Regions from separate parts of the Mus musculus genome. Here region 1 is linked to region 2. Evidence: chromatin contacts called from ENCODE POLR2A ChIA-PET data. All regions are on one chromosome and are shown on one strand. Each heading gives the region's core, a stretch centred on a gene start or an enhancer-like site at or near the end of the contact. The rest is flanking DNA. Distances are from core to core; before and after follow the strand shown.

Region 1 (6,202 bases), core at 1,507-4,006, 57 kb before region 2:
TTCACAGCTGGGAAGGAGCCAGCATAGTCGGGTTACAATAGATGAGCATCTGCCCAGATACAGTGCTTGAAGCTTATTAATAAATATAAAGGTCTCTGTGTCATTATTCAGGAACAAGGGAGGCATAGAAAAGCCCCAAATAGTACTTCTACAGCTCCTTTGATCCGTGTGCAGTCTGGCTTCACCTTCTTCTCCTCAGGGGATAGAGATGGGCCCCTTTCTCTGTTGCTACAGGGTCAACTTGGGAGGTTACTTCTGTTTATTCCTCAAAATATAAAAAATATTTGAGGGTTGGAGATGTATCTGGTTGGTAGAGGGCTTCCTGACACATAAGAAGCCCCAAGATCAGTCCCCAGGCCTGTGTAAACCAGATATGCTGGGGCGCACTGAAATCCCAGCACCCAGTATGTAGAGGCAGAAAGACTACAAGTCCAAGGCCAACCTCAGTTGCAGAGCAAGTCAGAGGCCAACCTGGGCTAAATGAGACCCTGTCTCAAAAGCAAAATAAAAGTAGTACTGTTAGCATTCAGATCACTAACAAGAACTGGTCCACAATTAGGGATAGATGCAGACAGAGCCCTTTTTTCTGGGGTACAGATTCACAAACATCCATTAATAAAGTAACACTAGTTCTTAAATTTTGGTTTGGTTTCAGACACAAGGACAAGGGAGTGAGGTGTATATTGTACATGTCAAAGCAGACCTGGCCTCCAGGTTTTCCCAGCATCCCCCAGTCCCTACCTGGTATATCCTGCCCTAACCCTGAACTCTCCAGCCCAGAGGCTGGGCTGTCCTTTCCCCAAGACTCTTCCTATATAATCCAGACAATCTGTGCTCTCTCTCTCTCTCCTTCCCCCTCCCTCTCCCTCCCCCTCTCCTCATCTCTCTCTGCTAGGGTGCCTTTTCTCTCTCTTCTCTCTTTCTCCCCCCCCCGCCCCCTCTTTGGCCTTGGTCTTTGGGTTCAGTGAACTCTGAACTCAGCAAACAGCTTCCCAATCAACCTGCATTTAATATATCCTAATCTGGTTTGAACTGGCTCATTACACTGGCAGAGAAATAACCTATCAATTCCCACTTGGATGAAATTTTGTGCCAAACTCTATCCTAGGCACTCTACAAGTATTAGTTCTTGCCATCTGAGCAATAATCTCAGAACTAAGTCCATTGAGAGACTAGGAGTTAGGGTCCTTTGTAGGCAGACAGGCAGGGTGTCGGTATCAGGATCTCCAAAACCCGCAGCATCACATAGGTGGGACCCAAAGACCTATTGCCAAGGCAACAGCCACCATATTCCCAGAATCCACTTGGCTCACCTCCCACCTTTACCTGTGTTAGGTCATCACCCATGTATAAAGAAAGCCCCCCCCCAATCTCTCTCTCTCTCTCTCTTCCCCTCTTCTCTTTCCGCTGCCATCTTGCCTCTTTCTCTCCCAATAAACCTCTTACTCGTGGAACTGCTTTGGCCTGGTGTCCTATGTTTAGACTTGAGCCACTATTCTAACATATCACAGGGAGAGGTGCCTCCATGGGGTAGGTAATAAAGGTTTTGAACTTCCAAGATGGCTGTCTTCTTCCTCACCCTCTGAGCTGAGACAAAAGCCTGGTAGCTTAAAACAAAGGCCTTGTAGGCTTTTGTCTCCCACCATCAGGCTAACCAAATTCAAGGCCAGATCCCAACAAGCTACCAACCGTTGTGGGCCCATCAACCATCCAATCTGTCTTCAAGCTAACCAGATCTGAGTTAGGGGAGGAAAGCTCTTCAGAGTGCTTCCCCCTCCCCCCTCCCCAGGCCTTGAGAAGAAACTGGATATATGGGCTTTCGAAGTCCCCACTCTCCTTCTCTGTGTGCCCGCTGGTGGGCTGCGTTTCCTTGCGGGAATAAGCACCCTTCTTTAGCTGCTGATTTTTTCTGAGGTGTTTAAGATCTCTCGGGCGCTTATGTTTTTTTGTTTTGTTTTGTTCTGTTTTCCCCTGCCTTTTAGATCCTTAATTGGCAGAGAAAACAAACCCTATCAAGACCCTTAGGCTCTGTCGCCTAGGTGACAATCTTTATCTGACTGAAGAAGGAGGAATCTGGGAGGTGCAGATAAGCTAATTGTCCCAAGGACAGAGAACTCAAAAGCCTGGAAGTATCAGTTAAGTGCAAACCATTTTCCTCAATAACTCCTGTTGCTAACTAGTATAGCTCCCCTTTCTTTGTTATTCTGCCGGCATCTCAGCAGCCCTAAAATAAAACTGGTTTTGGGAGACCCGTGACTCATCGAGGGAGGAGGGACTTTAGCACCTGCCCAGCCAGCAGCAGCTTTAAAGATTATTTGGAGAGCCCGCGGGGCATTGAGTAAGCACTTCAATCCTGTAGAGTCCTGACCTCATCCCAAGCTCCCCACGTCGGCTTCCCAGGCTCCTCTTGACTTCACTCACTGTTCTGGCTTCCAGTGCTGACCCTTTGGAGGGTGTATGCTAATTTTCTTAGGCTCTGAAGCTGTGTGCGCCCACCCCTCCCCCAGCTGAACTCAAACTGGCAGGAGATCGCTCCCAGGAAAGATGCAAGAAATAAGTTGAGGTGAAGGAGAGAGGGTGAGAGAGTTTGGAAATGATGCCCCGTGGATGGAATTCTGCTCTTGCCTCTCTGGCACACTCTGGCCTTTTCCATAGGCTTCTCTAAGCGCCCTGAGCTACTCAGGACACCTTCACTATAAGAGCAGATGCCGCCAGCTGCTTTCCACTTGGCTCAACCCATTTATAGTTCAGACCTTGGCTTCCACCGCAAAGCAGGAGGTATCCTGGGAGAACAAAGAGGCTTCTTAAATGATCTTCAAAACTACCTGTCCTAGGGTTAAGACACTAACATTCTTCACACCTGGGGGAGGGGGAGAGTCATGTGCACCTCCCTAAGGCTCTGTTCACTTAGGAGACACCGGGCTGGAACTTAAGTAACTGGACGTTAGTGCTGAGAGTCCCAGATACTTTGCAGCTCTCAGAAGAGCTGGGTAAGACAGGTAGATAGGATCCTAGCCAGTGCATGGCTATTTTTCCAGAACTCAAACCTGAACACAGAACATAGCTATTTACTCTTAGGGGGCTCATACGGGGAAAATAACTGTAATTGTCCACCCAGTGGAAATAAAAATCAATAGCTTTTCTAAATGTGAAAAAAAAAAGGAAGAAAGAAAACAAAGCATGCTATCTTCTGTTAACACAAACATGTTGTGTTGCACACAGGAAATGCGTATTAAGATGTGGCATCTATTTTTAAAACCAGTTCTGAATCCTGGCATTTCTATCAAGAAGCCAATGCACTCTTCATTTTGTAAGAGGTAAGGAGTTAAGGTGACACTTTGTTGCCTTTGCTTATTGTAGTCATTTTTTTTAATTCCAAAATTGTTACATTTTCTGAGTTGGACAAGCCCTCCGGCCCTTTGGGCTTTATAAATATGACAGCTTTTGGAATCAGCCAGAGAGGAAAGGTCCAGGATTGCTAGCGGATCTAAACTCTAAAAAACCAGGCTAGCAGCAAAGCACTTTCACTTCCTGCCTTCCGCAGCCTCTCCCTTTTCCCTTGAATGCACAGCAGGGCTCACTACAAACTCTTCCTTCAAATGTTAATGATCAGTGCACAAAAGCAAAACAGGATCAAACTGGTTTGTGGTACTTGGCAGCAGCTGGGAATTGACCCCTCCCCACTTCTTCCGGGAGTTTCCCAGACTCCCCTTCCTCTGTCTTCCTCCGCCGTCTTCCAGGAGTGCCTCCCCTTCCCCCCCACACCCCCCCAGGTCTCCCTGCAGTCACTCTGCAACCTGGTGCCTTGACTTTCACACAAATCCAGACACTCCTGGGGATATTGCCAGGTCTCTGTAGTCACTGCGGGGATTCCAGTTAAAACCCAGTTGATCCCACCTCTTAGTCCCAGTGGGAATACCTGTGGGTCCTCAGAATTCTCACAACAGATGGGTGGTATAGAGGTGTCAAACTAGTGACAAAATTAGCCTTCATAACCATAAAACTAGTAAGTGATAGAAGAAAGATTTAACCCAGAACTGTGGAACCTTGTGTCCAGGTCCTGACTCCTTTCCACATGGTCCCTTCTGGAGTGTGGAGAAAGGCAGCATTTCTGATTCCAAGAGGCAGGGGAGGTGGGTCGGAAAGAGCCTATCTCAGATCTCACCCTGAGGGCTAGTGTGTGCGTGTGCGTGTGCGTGTGCGTGTGTGTGTGTGTGGCGTGTGTGTATGATGTTGAAGAGGTCAGCTCAGCCGTTAGAAAATTTCACCGGACCACTCACCCCCCCTACCCCCTTCCTGGAAGAGGCAGGTCAGAGAGCAGCACAAAGGCAAGAAGGGAGAGGCTAAGTAAGCCCCTATTTACCTCATTCCCTAAAGACCAGTCTAAAGGACGCACTATTCCACCAATCCTCCCTCTCTCTCTCTCTCTCTCTCTCTCTCTCTCTCTCTCTCTCTCTCTCTCTCTCTCTCTCTCTCTCTCTCTCTCTCTCTCTCTCTCTCTCTCTCTCTCCTCTCTCCTCTCTTTTTGGTTTTTCGAGACAAGGTTTCTCTGTATAACCCTGGCTGTCCTGGAACTCACTTTGTAGACCAGGCTGGCCTCAAACTCAGAAATCCGCCTGCTTCTGCCTCCCAAGTGCTACATGCACCACCACGCCCGGCTTCCTCCTCTCTCTCTTGTTCTATTGTTCTCTTCCCTGCTTGTTCCCTGTCCCCTCACGCTTCCCCTCTCCCCTGCCCCCCCCCCCACCCTGTGTGCTCATGGCCAGCCTGTACTTTTCTCCTCTCTCTGCCTTTCTCTGCTTCTATTACCCTCTTAACACCCCTCCCCATGCCCTGAATAAACTCTATTCTATACTATACCTTCCTGTGGCTGGTCCCTCAGGGGGAAGGGATGCCTTGGCCCACTGAGACATCCTCTTCCTCCATACCTCACCGCCCCTCCATAGAACATATTCCCTATCTCTTCATCTTTTTATAAACATACCAAGCACAGCATCAACTGAGCTACATCCCTAGCGCCCCCCCCCTTTTTAATTTAAAACAGGATTACATGATGGAGGTCTGGCTGGCCTGGAACTTACAGTGATCCTGCCTCTGCCTCCCAGATACAGAGGTTACAGGCATGTCCTACCATGTCTAGGTCCTTAAGGTTAGCTTTAGTATGACCTTTTGCTATGGCTAGTAAAAGCAATAATGCCAGCGTCTTGCATTTTGGTAGTGTTCTCTCGTGGTTTCCAAAGAAGTTTTGAGCCATTATCGCTACTCCTGAACATGTTAGAAAGCATGGTGTTAGTGTCACCACATCAGTGAAAGAGCAAGACAGAGACAAGGGATGACCCAGGGTGGGAGAGGGGTTGTTGAGTCAACAGTATTCAGGATCTGTTCCCTGGGGTGTGGCTGATAAGCTGTAGGACTGAAGGATGGCTGTCTCCACTCTAGCTCCATACCATGCACCATAGGGAGTTAACTACACATCCATATGTCACTACTGCAAACACTACCACATTGTGATCTTAGTTTATCTCTTTAGAAAAAGATTTCCAGCCAGTGGGCTTCATGCCTGTAATGACAGCACTCCAAAGGATTCAGGACAATCACTCAGCTGTGTGTCAAGCTCTAGGTCACTCTGGCTAAGAAACAAAACAAATACTGTTGACCGTATGAGAGAAACACCACTCCTAACCACTGTTTATAGTCTTATAGGTGAATCCACTGTTTCTTAAGGACCACACACACAAGAGAAGGCAACATTTCTCCTATCTATGAGAATTTGAGAAAGGGGTAGTCAAGAACCATTGTAGAAGCGGTTGTATCTCTGGTTACTGCCAGGGCTGTAAACAGGGAAATTGCATGCTAAGTAAATATTCTGATATATATATTTAAAAAAAACCCTTTTCCTCTCCACTTACGCTAAGAGGCTGTTATGAATAATTTTATAAGAAACAACAGGGTTTTTCTGAAATGAAGTGGGTGGTGTCTCCCCTGAGTTATGCCATGTGAACCTGACTTAGCACTTCTAGCTCCTAGTACAGGAGCAAAGTCCATCCTTGGTCTCACCCTGCCTTCTCTCAGTGAGCCAGGCTCGGCCCTCACTGCCTGCTGAATGCTCACAGAAGGGTGTGCAGAAAAGGGGCGGGCTGTAATAGGAGGTTGAACAGTCAGAGAACCTAGCAGTGGGCCTCAACAGTTCCAGTCTGACACT
Region 2 (6,294 bases), core at 210-2,709:
GGGACAGTCTTAGCAGGAACCTAAAGAAGACACCAGTGCTCTTCGAATTTAACACAGCCCAGGAAACATAACAGTACGATTGGCTTCCAGACGAGATTCTCCCCACGCCACACCTGGGGAGCCAACTCAAGCCCTCTGTCCCCCTCCTTAGCTTGACTTATGTGAGAATCCTCCTACACAGTCCTATGTATGAAGCCTTTCTGTCCTCCACAGACACCAGGTAATGTATCCCTACACGTGATAAGGCTAAGATCGGTGTTAATCATATAAACCAGGAAGACTTACGCTCAACCACCTTCTTCTGCTTTGTCACCCGTTATGTGGCCCAGGTACTAGTCGAGTCCTTAGTGATTCATTAGGAAGACACAAGATTGAGAGCGTGAACACGCGTGTACACACACACATGCACACATGTTCTCTCTTTCTCTCTCTCTTTCTCCCTCTCTCATTTTGCTCTTCTTTTATGAATTTCAATATCAGGTCTCCCTTTAACACAAGCCAGTCTGGGACTCACTATATCCCAGTCTGGCCTCAAACTCATGGTCTTCCTACTTCAGATTTTGAGGAGCTGGGGTAACAGACAGGAGCCCCCACTCTCAGCTACATGGATTCTTCATGCAGGGCATGTGCCCAAGCAGCTTCTAGTGTTTCCATTTCTGACAGTGAGAACTCCATTGGGTCTGCGGAACTCGTCTGTAGAGCCTGCTCCCTTGACCTTGCAAGAGCATTGCTGAGGAGTGTCTAGGTTTGCAACAGTGTTTCTTCTTTGCTCCTTTATTTTTAGACTCCATTCTGGTCATCAACTTCCTAGCAACAAGCTGTACCCATATTCCCACAGGAGCAGAGCAGAGGGCTTTCCCTTCCCACTCTGCTCTTCTCCTCTCTAACACCCACTCCCCTTCCTCCATGGCCCTCGGGGCAGCAGCGCACACCTGTTCATTCTGCTGATTAAAAACAGACTCGGAGGCATCCCCAGTTGAGTCTCTCTGGTCTCTGATAATTGTCACTTGTTGGGAACAGGTGTGCCAGGTGGAAACCCGGGGATCGGCAACCGTGGACATCTGTAGACAGCCACATCTTGCTGAACAGGTAGGAAGTAAAGAATTTCCCTTTTCTTTTGCTCTATTTATTTATTTATTTATTTATTTATTTATTTTTCGGTTCTGTGTTCTAACACAACTCTGGGCCTGTTTGGTTGCAAAACTGTGAACCGCTGGAGGTCCACAGGTCGCAGGAATGGGAATTGGGGTGGAGTAAGAACACCTGCGATGGTCTCGTAGCTTGCGCTAGAATAAGCAGAACACCGTCTTTAATGGAGCGTTATTAGAGTTTAAGAACTGTCGCCGGTGTATTCTGTTTTCACGGAAGAGCTGACGGGTCCCCATCTGCTTTCTTTGAGCGAGTGCCTTCCCCCTGGTTTGGCGTCCTGCTCCGGGAGTGATCCACTCCACCGTCAGCATGCCCACCCAGCTGGAGATGGCTATGGACACCATGATTCGCATCTTCCACCGGTACTCTTGCAAGGAGGGCGACAGGTTCAAGCTCAACAAGGGGGAACTGAAGATGCTGTTACAGCGAGAACTCACAGAGTTCCTCACAGTGAGTCCGTCTTTCTGCCTCATCTGCTGGTACATAGAGAGGGGACGGCTTTGGGGACAGGTGTTCTGAACATTCTGTCCGTCATTTGCCTCAAGACCCTAAGTGCTGGGGAAGTAGCCCCTGGAGATCTTGATTTCTGCATACACTGGCAGGAGCCACTTTCCTTTCCACTGTCTAAAGCTCCAGGTATAGCTAGCCATTATTAATTATAATGATAGCCCTGGGTATGACCAGCCACATCTTTTATTGTTGCACCAGAATATTGAATGTTGGATAAAAACAAAACAAAACAAAACAAAAAATCCTCAATGTAATTGTCAACACTTGGAGAACCTAACCATAGTGGTAAGGAAAATGGCTCCTGGATAGTTCTTTTTCTGTGTTTCAGACACTGTTCTAAGTGCAGTTATGAGATAAAATAGTTTATACCCCATATAATACTTGGGTCACACTTAGTGAAAAAATGCATGTTGTTTAATCTGAAATTCAGATTTATTCAGGTGTCCAGTACTTGTACTGGCCTTATCCAGCCAACTTAGTACTAAGCAACTTCAAATGAGTTAGAGCATCTCCATGCCATGTTGGCAAAGACTATTCTTTCTACGGGATAAATTAGGGAATTCTGAAATGTTACATGATTGCTCCAAAGTCTACTGATGGTAGATGGTAGGGCCACTCGTTGTCCCCTTTGACTTTGAAGCTTCTGTTTATATGTCACCCAACAATCCTGAGGTGTCCTGGTCCTCTGCCTGTGTCACTGCGCTGTCTCCCAGTGTCCTGGTGTTTTTCCTGTGGTCTCCAGTAAATGCATTTCCAGCATCCATAATTCACTTGAATGTGTTTCCTTTGCTTTTCTGGCCCTGTGGGGATTGAGCTGGTTTCTGTGGTCCTAAGGCAGGGGTTTAGACCCTAGGCTGGCTCAGATTGTCTTGTAAATAGATGTTGGGGATTGTCTGTAGGAGAATGAAAACTTGCATGCAAACAGAAGGAAGATGTGACTTCAGTTGTCATGACCCTCCAGGCTCCCAAGTTAGAAACTTTCTTTTTCTTTTTAGTGCCAAAAGGATCCCCAGTTGGTGGATAAGATAATGCAGGACCTGGACGCCAATAAAGACAACGAAGTGGATTTTAATGAGTTTGTGGTCATGGTGGCAGCTCTGACGGTTGCGTGTAACGATTACTTTGTAGAGCAAATGAAGAAGAAAGGCAAATAAAGATAGCTAGTACGCTAGCAGATGGCAGAAACAGATCCAAAGTCTGTACCTTCTGTGGGTCTATGTCCTTACCATTTACAGACAGTGATGTGACTTACATATGTTATAGATGTACACTTATTAGCAATAAGTTATGTTAACCTTGATATACTGACGTCACACAATTATTTATTCCAGGTCTTAGGCCCTCTTTAAAACTTTCTCACATTGTTATGACTTATTTGTCAAATAGAGAGCACCCACAAATTCAGCCACTTATTAAAAGGAAGTGTCACGGGGCAGATTGCTCTTGGCCTGATACACAGTCTGCCTTTCTCCACACAGCAGAACTCTGTTTATGCAGGCTGTATGGGACCAGCTAAACTAATTTATTTCCTAATACGTTGTACAGCTTGGGAAGCTAACCTTACCAGGCAACCTGGACTAAGGAAGCAGAAGCCTGCTAGGACTCTCTGGGAATGGTTTGCTGGCTCTGTTAGAGGCTTTATGCCTTCCGCCTTCCACCTGTTACTTCTTTCATTTTCTTTTTCTTATTTTGTTTCTTCTTCTTCTTCTTCTTCTTCTTCTTCTTCTTCTTCTTCTTCTTCTTCTTCTTCTTCTTCTTCTTCTTCTTCTTCTTCTTCCTCCTCCTCCTCCTCCTCCTCCCCCTCCTCCTCCTCTTCCTCCTCCTCCTCCTTCTTCTTCTTCTTTTGTTTTCCAAGACAGGGTTTCTCTGTGTAGTCCTGGCTGTCCTGAAACTCACTCTGTAGACCAGGCTGGCCTCAAACTCAGAAATCTGCCTGTCTCTGCCTCCCAAATGGGGTTAAAGGCGTGCGCCATCCCTGCCCAGCTCATTTTCTTTCCATTGGAATGTCCACATGAGGCTTGAAGTGGAGTTCCCATCTGGCCCTGAAGGGCAGTGGAGAACAATGTCTGAGGAAGGGGCTGTCTGTGTTGGATGCAGCTCTCACCTCACAGGGAGACAGGAGAAGAGTCAGGAGGGTGTGGTGCCTTGGGAGCTAGTGAAGGAAGCCTTTAAAGAAAAAAAGGGTGAGATCTCAGAGAAGAGGAGCAAGAAGAGAAGGCAGGATGGGTGGTTTGACCAGCAAGGCAGAGTTCATCATGAGGTCAGTGCTGTTGAGAGAAGGCTGACTTGGATTAGGAAATGGTCTCAGTCTCTGGCCCACAAGTAGGTTTTCAATATGTATTTCTATGACAAAGCTCATATGGAACTTGCCAGCCAGTGATGTTCTAGATCGAAGATCTGCCATGTTTTGGTTTTGTTTCCTTCAAATCAGTTTTAAGTGAGAGTTTGGGGGAGATTTTAGCAGGAGGGCAAAGGACTCCAGAGAAGAAATCTGTGCTCTGCAGTTCACTTACCTCTGTCTTTCAAAGGGATACAAGGAGGTGAACAGAGTTGAGCATGCATGTGGCGTGTGTGGGTTCTTTTCTTTTTCTTTTTTCCTTTTTAAAAGATTGAAGGAGAACACTTTATACACTGGAGGTTGTTTTGCTGTGTCCACGGAGGCATGAGGATTCCATTTCAATTTGATCTGAACTTTACATGTTCTGAAGTAGCTCACTGAATCGTGAAAAGTAAACCCGGAGTTGGCTCGCTGTTCTATTCTTGGAAGGATGTTCTTCAAGCAGTGGTGGAAATGGGAAAACAATGTTCATGTCATGGTGTTTCTGAGGATCAGTCAAAAGGAGGGAGAAGCAATTTATGTCTCAAGTTAGATTTCAAATGAGTAAGAATCACACAGTGTACCAAAAGTCCCTCTCAAGCAAACAAGCCTTTTTCTTTCCTATGCCCCAACCCTTTGGCTGGCTACACAAATATAATTTTGTAGGAGGCAAAATTACTTAGTGCCTATATCTAGGACATTCATCTTTTTTTTTTAAATAAACTTGAAGTTTAAACACATTTACAAGCTGTCTCTGAATGGGTGTCTGCTGCTGTTCGTTATCTGCTGAGTTCATTACCCAGTTCAGTTTATAGGAGATAACAGCCCGAGTCTGGTTTATCTGGAGCTCTGGTTTTGAAAGGCTGTGCTAGAACGCTGGGGACGGGGGACGGGGGGGGGGTCAAGAAAGGCTTTCCAGGGGCAGAGATGTGAGCCATGTGTTTAATATGGAAAACACGAGGAGTGTTTTTTAAAGAATGAGAAACAGAGACGGCAGTGGGCTTGGGTTAGCAGGGATGGTTTGAGAGTGTGCCAGTTCTAGGATATCCAAGGGTCTAGGGTGTAGGCAGGCAGGAGAGTTAGGTAACAGGTGATATTTGCAATTTGCTTTTAAATGGCCTTCTTAAAAGGTTTGAATCTTTGCAGCAGGGGCGTAGAGTCCTTTATACTACTTTGGAATGTAGATCTCTGAGCCAGGCCTAGTGGCTCACACGCGTAATGCCAGCAATAGGGAGTCTGAAGCAGGAGAATCATTTTCTTGTTGTTGTTGTTTCAAAAATAAAAGCAAGAGGTAAATAGATGACAGATAGATGATAGACAGCCAGACAGTCAGCCAGACAGATGGATCGCTGATGTGCCTCAGCGCCCTGCCCCAATATTCTAACTTACTTCAGTAGGGCCTAGGCATCAGCAGGCAGTTGGATTTTCAGCCAGTGTTAAAACCCAGTTCAAGGGCTGAAAGATGATGGCTCAGCGTTTACAAGTGCTTGATGCTCTTCCTGAGGACCTAGCTTTGGTTTCCAGTACCCATGCTAAGTGGCTCACAACTGCCTACCACTCAGCTCCAGGGGATCTGACACACTCTTCTGGCTTCCATAGGCACCCATACACGCACACACAAATAAAAAGCGATAAAGGCTTATCTACTAGACACTTGGCAGTAAATGCACTTGGACATCAAATTGTCTAGTGACTGCAGTGTCCCACCTCCCAGCCCTGTTATCTAACAGAGTCCTGCTTCTCTAACCTAAGGATGCATTTATCCCTAATGTGCTAGTGTCCCCCACTTCCACCTTAGCCCTGGCTTTCTCCTCCCCAATGTCCTTATGTTGCCTGATTTCCTCCAAAGGAAATATGACTGAGCAAGAACTGTTCTCGCGTTCCTAAACCGCTCCTCTATGCTGCCATCCAAACGTCTCCCCTTTTATTTTACAGTCTGGACTGTTTCTATTAGCAATATCTATTAGTTTACAGAAAGGCAGACCGCCAGGCTCTTTCCTGACAGCCAGGGGAGATGATCAGATGTTCATGTGCACTAAAACTAGAGCATCTGACTTTCCTAGAGACCTCTCAGGCAGGCGCTGATCTCATTGATGGAAGCCGTTCACTATTTAAGTGGGTTTTTCAAACTTCATGTTTGCGTGTGTGCACGAGCACATACATGCGGGTGTACGCATGTAGCTCAGAGGACAGCGTGCAGGTGTCGGTTCTCCCTTCCATGTGGATGCTGGATTCAAACTCAGGTATCAGGCTTGCTCCAGAGACATTTTGCTATCCCTAATATGAACTCTAAATAGTTAGATTTTGATACGATCTCA

Evidence for each region. ChIA-PET counts read pairs that join two places held with the same protein, here RNA polymerase II (POLR2A).
Region 1: POLR2A ChIA-PET joins it to region 2 with 12 read pairs in embryonic stem cell. The contact joins the enhancer-like site here to the promoter of S100z in region 2. POLR2A ChIA-PET finds 5 or more read pairs at or near these places in 2 of 5 experiments (Patski and embryonic stem cell).

Annotation. Positions count from the first base shown.
Region 1 is chr13:95,531,790-95,537,991 of GRCm38, reverse strand. No RefSeq gene overlaps it. Among named protein-coding and RNA genes, the nearest start is that of F2rl1, 9.7 kb to the right of the region's middle. Within about 2 kb of position 2,756, at least 1 of the 3 ENCODE cell types and tissues checked has a DNase peak (open chromatin) inside an H3K27ac peak, as active enhancers do.
Region 2 is chr13:95,473,820-95,480,113 of GRCm38, reverse strand. It overlaps S100z (S100 calcium binding protein, zeta), which reads left to right and starts at 1,459. Exons shown (of 2, transcript NM_001081159.1): 1 at 1,459-1,599; 2 at 2,655-2,813. The coding sequence starts at 1,459. The coding sequence ends at 2,813. It overlaps Gm52025 (a long non-coding RNA gene), which reads right to left. Exons shown (of 3, transcript XR_003950528.1): 2 at 4,173-4,481; 3 at 1,244-1,622.